Linked DNA regions of Homo sapiens: region 2 is linked to region 1. Evidence: read pairs that join two places in POLR2A ChIA-PET (ENCODE). Cell type or tissue: Panc1. All regions are shown on one strand. Each heading gives the region's core, and the rest is flanking DNA. Links, peaks and the distances in the headings are about the cores only. Region 1 overlaps MMP7 (matrix metallopeptidase 7). Region 2 overlaps TMEM123 (transmembrane protein 123).

Region 1 (4,402 bases), core at 145-4,144:
TACATCACTGCATTAGGATCAGAGGAATGTCCCATACCCAAAGAATGGCCAAGTTCATGAGTTGCAGCATACAGGAAGTTAATCCCTACAACCGAAGAAGTGACAAACAGTAATGATAAAAATAGCTACATACATTATGTAATATTATATATATGATATCATAATTTAAAAAAACTAAAGAAAAATACCCAAGTTTTAGCCCACGGTAGCTTACTTATTTGTTTCTAGGCTTTCAAAAGTGGAGAGGGGTTAGAAGGTTAATCAGAATAGGAGTGCTTTAATCTCATCACTACTTCTGCTTATTAAAAATGTGTAATTTTTTTTATTTGCTTCTTTCATTCAGGCAGCAATACTCTGCAGTGGAAAGCAAAGGTTTTAAAAGCACTAAGACCTAGGTTTGAAATGTAGCTCCACTACTTACTAGCTGGACAACTCTGGACAGATTAATTGATGTTGCTGAGTCTCAGTTTCTCATCTGTTAAACAGAGACAGTAATTTCTGCCCTCTAGATTTGTCATGATAGCTAGAGTTTCTCAATATTTGGGAAGTCACGGCCATTCAATAAATGTTAGTGACTTTGGATATCAGAAGAGAGAATGGTGGCTTTGAGAAAGCGAAGATTGAAAGGCAGGGTCTCTAGGCAATGCTGGGCTTTGTTTTTGATTTTGATTCATTAACTTGTATTACATATATCCTTTGTTCTCCCTCATACTCATTGAAAGGCTTTGCAAGTATGTGGAAGGTGTGAGCCCGTGCGTTTGAGGAGTGGCCTGAGCTCTGGTGGCGTTGCATTGAATTGAAGGAAGCTGCCTTTAACCTACCTTAAGTGGGAAGAAAGAAGAATGAAAAGAATATGCCAGATGCAAATGGGAGGCAGCATCACAATTTAACATAGATTTTCACAGCAAGACAGCAAGCTATGGTGAATTCCTTTTGCCAAACACAAGTACAAATTTCCCTTTTAGGGCCAGTTGGTAGCCTTAAAAAAATTGTCTCTAATTGGGATTATTTATGCCAGAGCTCTTCTCCATTAGTTCTCTCATGTGCCTATAATATCCTACTATGTAAAATGATAAATATGATATACTAAATCATGGAGTTGGTTCTTTCTGGAAAATAGTGAATAATTCCAGAATTGCATATACTTCTCAAATATCATAGTTTCTACTTCTCTTTCTTTTCCATTTGGGGCATGTATTTTTTGGAAATATGAAGAAAGAGCTATAATTTAATTAATTATTAATACATTCCAAGCACTGTATAAGCATTATCTCATTTAATTTAAAGACTCCTTGATGTGGGAACTATTTATATTTCCATTCCACAGAGGAGGAAACTGAGGCTCAGAGAAATTCAATAACTTGCCCAATGACACAGAGTAATTGGTAGACGTACAGCAAATTGGATCAGTGGTGCTTGACTCCATAGCCTGAGTGTCCATCTTCTGTGTGTAGCATTATGAGTATATTACATGAAATAATGCATTTCAGGCATATAGTACAGTGTTTGGCACTTAGCAAGGGCTCAATACTTATTATAAATTAATATAATTATTTAACTTAGTGTAAGTCCAGGATTTTAAAACGGATGTGGAGTAGAAGAGACATGAGATGCTATACCTAGACTGCTACCATCCGTCCAGCGTTCATCCTCATCGAAGTGAGCATCTCCTCCGAGACCTGTCCCAGGCGCAAAGGCATGAGCCAGCGTGTTTCCTGGCCCATCAAATGGGTAGGAGTCCCCATGAGCTGAAAGAAAATGGAGTGATTGTTCTTAGTGACTGATTTTTTTTTTCTCCAGTCATTTTATTTTTCAGTTTATACGATTATTGAGGCTAGAAAAAGCAGCCCAGTCCAGGCCAGGCATGGTGGCTCACTTTGCGAGGCCGAGGTGGGCGGATCACCTGAGGTCAGGAGTTTGAGACCTGTCTGGCTAACATGGTGAAACCCCGTCTCTACTAAAAATACAAAAATTTGGACATGGTGGCACATGCCACCAAGTAGTAATCCCAGCTACTTGGGAGGCTGAGGCTGGAGAATTGCTTGAACTCAGGAGGCGGAAGTTGCAGTGAGCTGAGATCGCGCCACTGCACTCCAGCCTGGGTGACAACAGTGAAACTCCATCTCAAAAAATAAATTAAAAAAAAAAAAAAGGCAGCCCAGTGCAAGTAGCTGACATTGTTATGTGCTGTCGGTTGCACTCACAGGGTAGTTTGGGTGCTTTCTTGGCCCAGACACTTTTCCTTTCACAGAACCATTGCTCATCACTGATAATCACCATATATTGAAAGCTTACTGGATACAGGACTTAAAATGCAGTTATATCTAACTTAAGGTTGCATTTAAGCTTTTGTTAAATTTGACCACTTTGCTCGGCCAAAGGGTGGTGGGAGGGAGAATGAATATGAATACCACATTTGGCAAGTAATTTGTGCACCATTTCATAGGTTTTTTTTTTTTTTTTTCTTAAAAACCTAGCTTATTCTTCGTGGGCATAGTAAATAGTCTCTTAGAGAGCCATGCTCAAGATCTCTTAAAATGGCTTTTTATAGTCCTTTAATGTGTGATGCAGAGCTGGTTATCTTCGAGGTGATATGAGGCCAGTCCAGTTTATCTAGCTCTTAAAAAACTTGTAGTGCCATGATTAGTGCTTTCCCATAACATTTTCTTCGGTGTTGTCAATATTGTGGGTTGAAGTTCAAATTTCAGCTACAGTAGCCGGACCATTCCACATAGAACAGACTGAAATGGGCAACATTTTTCTCTAAATTTGCACCATGAAACACTAGCAATTAAGAACAATTTATGTATATGGGTTTTATATATACATATATACACACACACACATATATAACACATATACTAAAAAAATGGGTTTTACATATAGAAAAACCCACGTAAAAAAAAAAAATATATATATATATATTTTTTTTTTTTCTTTTGAGACATAGTCTTGCTCTGTTGCCCAGGCTGGAATACAGTGGTGTGACCTTGGCTCATTGCAACCTCTGCCTCCCAGGTTCAAGCGATTCTCATGCTTCAGCCTCCCAAGCAGCTGGAATTACAGGCATGCGTCACCATGCTCAGCTAATTTTTGTTTTAGTAGAGATGGGGTTTCACCCTATTGGCCAGGCTGGTCTTGAACTCCTGACCGCAGATGATCCACCTGCCTTGGCCTCCCGAAGTGCTGGGATTACAGGCGTGAGCCACCACACCCTGCTGTGTTATATATTTTTAAGTTCTTTAATATGAAAGTTTCCATTTCCTACTTCCTTGCCACATGAAAGGCATTAGCAACAGGTCATATACCACTTCTCAGGGGACTCTTGAGGCCTTTGGAAGCTGCGACTCTTTCTGTTGATTTAATATCGATGTTAGGTAGATATATTGTAAACATATAGTCATGTGCTACATAATGATCTTTCAGTAAACAGATCACATATACAATGGTCCTATAAGATTATAATGGAGCTGAAAAATTCCTATAGCCTAGTGATATAGTAGTTGTGATAATGTCATAGCTCAATACATTACCTTTTCAATGTTTAAATACGTTTAGACACACAAATACTTGCCACTGTGTTACAGTTGCCTACCGTATTCAGTATAGTAACATGCTGTATAGATTTACAGCCTAGGAGCAATAGGCTATACTATGTAGCCTAGGTGGATAGTGGGCTGTATCACCTGGGTTTGTGTAAGTGTATTCTATGATGTTAGCACAGTGACAAGATTGCCAAAGTTCTCATTCTCAGAGTGTATTCCCATTGTTAAGCAGTGCATGACTGTATATATAAATAATAATTCACGTTACAAAACAGGGGTTGGCAAACTTTTTCTGTAAAGGGTCAGATAACAAGTGTTTAAGCTTTGTGATCTCTGTCACAGTTGCAGCCTGAGCCCAAACAGTCATAGGTAATAGGGAAATGAAGGAGCCTGACTGTGTTCCAGTAAAACTTTATTTACAAAAACAGAAGGTGGGCTGGATTTGGCTCATGCATCATAGTTTGCCAACTGCTGCTATAAAAAGTGGCTCTATATTACCAGATTATAAAAATTATAATAATATTGCTAAATCTATCTATTAACTATCTATCTACCAATCATATCTCATTAAAGGATTTTAATCTTCATAAGAAAAGAGCACTGATATAAACCATGAACAAACAAAACAGGACACAGGATTAGCCTACAGGAATCTTTCTTACCTCCTCGCGCAAAGCCAATCATGATGTCAGCAGTTCCCCATACAACTTTCCTGAAATGCAGGGGGATCTCTTTGCCCCACATGTTTAAAGCCTTTGACACTAATCGATCCACTGTAATATGCGGTAAGTCTCGAGTATATGATACGATCCTAGTAGCAAACAAGAAAACAATGTTTGACCCCTAGGAAACAGGCT
Region 2 (4,402 bases), core at 71-4,070, 110 kb before region 1:
ATCTTATGGAAGAACACACTACTGGGATATTTTTGATTTATCAATGCAAACACCCAAAAAGAAGAAAGTGAGGCCCAGACCTTTTTCTGTTAATACCAGACAGCCACCATATTGCAACAAGGCCAAGGACACTGTGAAGCAGTCCATTTTTCTAGTTTCAAGTAAAAGTACTCCTCAAAGTCTGGATTCATTCCGACTATCTCTGCTGTGTTGAAATAACTTAACCTTATTCCTATAACCTTGAGTCCAAAAATATTTATTAAATATTTAATAATATTATTCTCCTTTAACCTAAATATCTCAAAGTTAAGGATGACAATTTGTTTTCATCAGGGCATCAAATACACACTTAAACCAGAGTTGAAAATACACATCCAATTTTTAAAAATCTCAGTTATTTTTAAATGGGACAGTAGCAGCTTTTCATTTCCTAGTATAGTTGTCAAAAGTACTAAGCTATTCAAGACATAAACCATAAATTTCTGGTGCCATAGTTATTTTGAGGGGTCTGTGATTCTAAGAATGGTCTGCAGCTTGAGTAAATTTAAGAACTCTTATATGGGGTTCTGGGAATTTTTTAAAACATGAAAACCTTGAGAATCTCTTTCCTATAGAATTTACAACCTTACCCCATCAACTAAATATCAGTGTAATTCCAGAAACATTCATTGCTTAGAAAGCAAAGAGGCCTTTCCTCATTGCACGGAGTCAACAGATTCATTCTAAACATTCTTCTGAATTCAAATTACCTGGAGATCAAAAATCCACACTATTGAAAATCTAGATTAAAAAAAAAAAGATCTTTTAAAAAACCTAGACAGGCCGGGTGTGGTGGCTCATACCTGTAATCCCAGCACTTTGGGAGGCCCAGGCGGGCAGGCGGGCAGATCACCCGAGTCAGGAATTCGAGACCAGCCTGGCCAACATGGTGAAACCTTGTCTCTACTCAAAATATAAAAATTAGCTGGGCATGGTGGCGGGCGTCTGTAATCCGGGAGGCTGAGGCAGGAGAATTGCTTGAACCTGGGAGGCAGAGGTTGCAGTGAGCCGAGATCACGCTACTGCTCCCCAGCCTGGGTGACAGAGCAAGACTCCGTCACAAACAAACAAACAAACTAGATAAATCTAGATTCAAAAAAAAAAAAAATCTAAGAGAAAACTGAGCTTAAAAAAAGTCACATCATGATAAAGAACTGTACATTTTCTGAAAATGTTTTATAAATTCCTGAATTTTTAAACTCAAAAACTAAAATTTAAAAAGGGAAAAACAATTGTATATGATCACAGAAAAGTAACAACTAGGGATTCCAATAAGTTACAGTATATCTGCAGTAAATTTACTACCACATTTTAGTTAAACTATCATTCATTCCACTAATATCTATGAACATAAATAGGATGTTTGTTTCCTCTGGCAATAAATGAAAGAGGCACTTCCAGTTAAAGTGATAATGACCTGTCTTAAGGACGATGAGAACTAACAACCGAGACATAGTTCAGGTCTGTGTAAGGAAACATAGCCTGAAAGGTGATCCTGTTCATTCCCAGAACTGGAATTGAACTGCAAAGAAGCTGAGCAGAGAGGGTGAGAAAAGCAGCCTGGCTTCCTAGGGGATGAGACTACCAGATGGGCAAAGTTGACGGGGCACTGTAGACAGTGTCCAGGCTTCCTTACGCTTTTCCCATAGGTCTTGCCCATTCCATTCCGTTTCCACAGACTCAATCCACAATAACCCCTGTTAGTTACAAAAAAAAAAAAAAAGCATGAATCACAGCCACAAGAGCATCAGGCTAGACTGATATTTTCCCTCTGTTCCTGCTCAAAACTCCCCAAGCCTCTCATCCTGGCATCCTTGCTCTCCAGGGAGCAGAATTCACTCTGCTATTCCTCCTTATCACACCCCTGTTAGGCTGACAGCTTGCTCCTCCCTCATGTCTTTCCATAGGCTGGTTTAGTACCTTCTCTGTACCGAGAACTATGCTAGGAGGCTCTGCACACACAGAAGAGACGTGATCCTTATCAGCATGGAGGGTGGTCTAGTAAGGACAAGAAGGAAACAACACAGTTACAATATGTATGCCAGGGGCCAGTTTGATTTTCACCTCCTCCTCAGGCAATTTCCTTTCTATCGAACACCTACTGTTCATTTTTCTGAACTTTTATTATTATTTTAAAAATTAATGTATCTTGTGTGTTACAATACAAAATATATTTGGTCTTTGTCCCTGGTTCCTGGCACAGAGTTTCTAAAATCCCTTGGGATTTTCCTGAATGATGGGAGCGTCTTTGGTTATTCATGAGGACCCCCCCTTTTGCTCAAACCTGAGTTTTTGGCTAATCAACTGCCATAGCATAGGGCCCACAGATAGCCTCAGGATGGGCTCCTCACCAGAAATACCAGGTGATTAGCGGGTTGGAAGTTTCAGCCCCATCCATCAACCTTTGGGAAAGCTAGAAATTAAGCTCTATAAAAACTCCTGTACTGAGATCTGAGGGGCTTCTGAGTTGGTGAACACATGGAGGTGCTGAGACGGCGGTGTTCCCAGAGAGCGTATCGAAGCTCTGCGCACCATTCCTCCACACCCAGACCTTACCCTAACCATCTCTTCCATTTGGCTGCTCCTGAGTTATATCCTCTATAATAAACCAATAAATGTAAATAAAGTGTTTCCTTGAGTTCTGGGAGCCATTCTAGCAAATTATCTAACCCAAGGAGGGGGTTATGGGAAAGCCTGATTTATAGTTAATTAGGAGTACAAGAGCTGAACGTGCAATTAGCATCTAAACTGAGGGCAGTCTTGTGGGCTGAGACCTTAACTGGTGGGATCTGACACTAAATCCAGATAGGTAGTAGATAGAGTCAGAACTGAATTGGATTGTAGGACACTCAGCTGATGTCTGAGAACTGGCAGAGGTGGGAAAAAAAAAAAACACACATCTGGTGTCGGAAGTGCCGTATGATTATAGAGAAACAGTATTTTCCCAGGTCTTGTTTATCTTTTCAAATGAATTAATTGTAAGAACGATGTCTTATATTTTCATTTCATTCTATCAAAGTGTCAGACACAGTTCTGGGAAAACGTGTGCAAGTGCCTAGCACAGTCTGGAGCATATACAGTTGGGGGGCACCCAAGGTATGTCTGAACTCTTCACCATTACAGACAAGGCCCCAGTTGCCCTCTGCTGCCTACCCTTCTGCCCCAGGAGGAAGATCTATCTACCACCTATCCCCTAGCAGGCAGTTCATTTTTATTTCTGTTGCTTTGTTATGTTACTTCAGGTGCCTGGGCTGCTTCCCACCCATTCTCAGCTCTGCGAAATTCTACTCATGTTCAAGAACCAGTCTATACATCATATTAAAGGTATATTAAAAGCAAATAGAGGCCAGGCACGGTGGCTCATGCCTGTAATCCCAGCACTTTGGGAGGCCCAAGGGAGGCGAATCATCTGAGGTCAAGAGTTCAAGACCAGCCTGACCCAACATGGTGAAACCCTGTCTCTACTAAAAATACAAAATTAGGGCATGGTGGCGCATGCCTGTAATCCCAGCTACTCAGGAAGCTGAGGCAGGAGAATCACTTGAACCCAGGAGGCGGAGGTTGCAGTGAGCCGAGATCGTACCATTGCACTCCAGCCTGGGCAACAGTGCAAAACTCCATTTCAAAAACAAAAGCAAACAGAATCAACAGGCCATTTAAAAGACAGAGATTATGAGACTGGATTTAACTGTTTATAAGTAATACAACTTAAATATAAGATATAGAAATGCTAAAAAGTATTGAAAGTAAGAGTAAAGAAAAGAAATTTTACAATACAACTACTGGCCAGAAAAAAAAGATAACAACTCTATTAATATCATATGCAAGTCTTTAAGGTGAAAAGTATCACTAGAAATTTTTTAAAAAGAAAAGACATCTCATAAATGGATTAATCTAACAGGAAAATATATTTCATATACAAGATGAGAAATATATAAAACAAAATACGATAGACCTGATGGAGAAAAGTAGATACTTTTTATAGAGTTGGACTTTTGTCAACATCTCTAAGCAAAAGAACAGACCCCAAGAAATTCATAAGGAAATGACAGGTTCTCAACAATGTTAACAAATCTGACTTCTTCACATACCTTCAATGTACCTAAAAACTACAGAAATCTTCACACGCTAATTCCCAAAGGATGAGAAAATAAGTAACATATTTCTCAATTATTGATAAAGTAAAAAAATTAATTTAAAAATATTTTGATAAGGAACCTATGACCTAAAAACTTGTGGGATGCAACTCAAGTTATGCTTAGAGAGATTTATAGCAAAAATGCATATATTGGAAAGAAAGGTAAAATGAACTTTTGATGTGAGAGTAAGCTTAAAAAATGCACACCATCTTCCAGCAACTCAT

Evidence for each region. ChIA-PET counts read pairs that join two places held together with the same protein. Peaks named below come from ENCODE experiments on the same cell type or tissue, not always from the same donor. Only the 100,000 strongest peaks of a DNase experiment are listed, where the experiment ranks them.
Region 2: POLR2A ChIA-PET joins it to region 1 with 6 read pairs; 1 of 35 experiments calls an interaction of 5 or more read pairs at or near these places.

What each region holds. Positions count from the first base shown.
Region 1 is chr11:102,523,317-102,527,718 of GRCh38, forward strand. MMP7 (matrix metallopeptidase 7) reads right to left here. Exons shown (of 6, transcript NM_002423.5): 3 at 4,208-4,356; 4 at 1,620-1,748; 5 at 1-85. Among named protein-coding and RNA genes, the nearest start is that of MMP7, 5.2 kb to the right of the region's middle. In Panc1, for the core only: no CTCF peak of the experiment used is centred there; no DNase peak of the experiment used is centred there; H3K27ac peaks cover 1,755 bases.
Region 2 is chr11:102,408,765-102,413,166 of GRCh38, forward strand. The region is part of intron 2 of TMEM123 (transmembrane protein 123); the gene reads right to left. Among named protein-coding and RNA genes, the nearest start is that of TMEM123, 42 kb to the right of the region's middle. In Panc1, for the core only: no CTCF peak of the experiment used is centred there; no DNase peak of the experiment used is centred there; H3K27ac peaks cover 2,663 bases.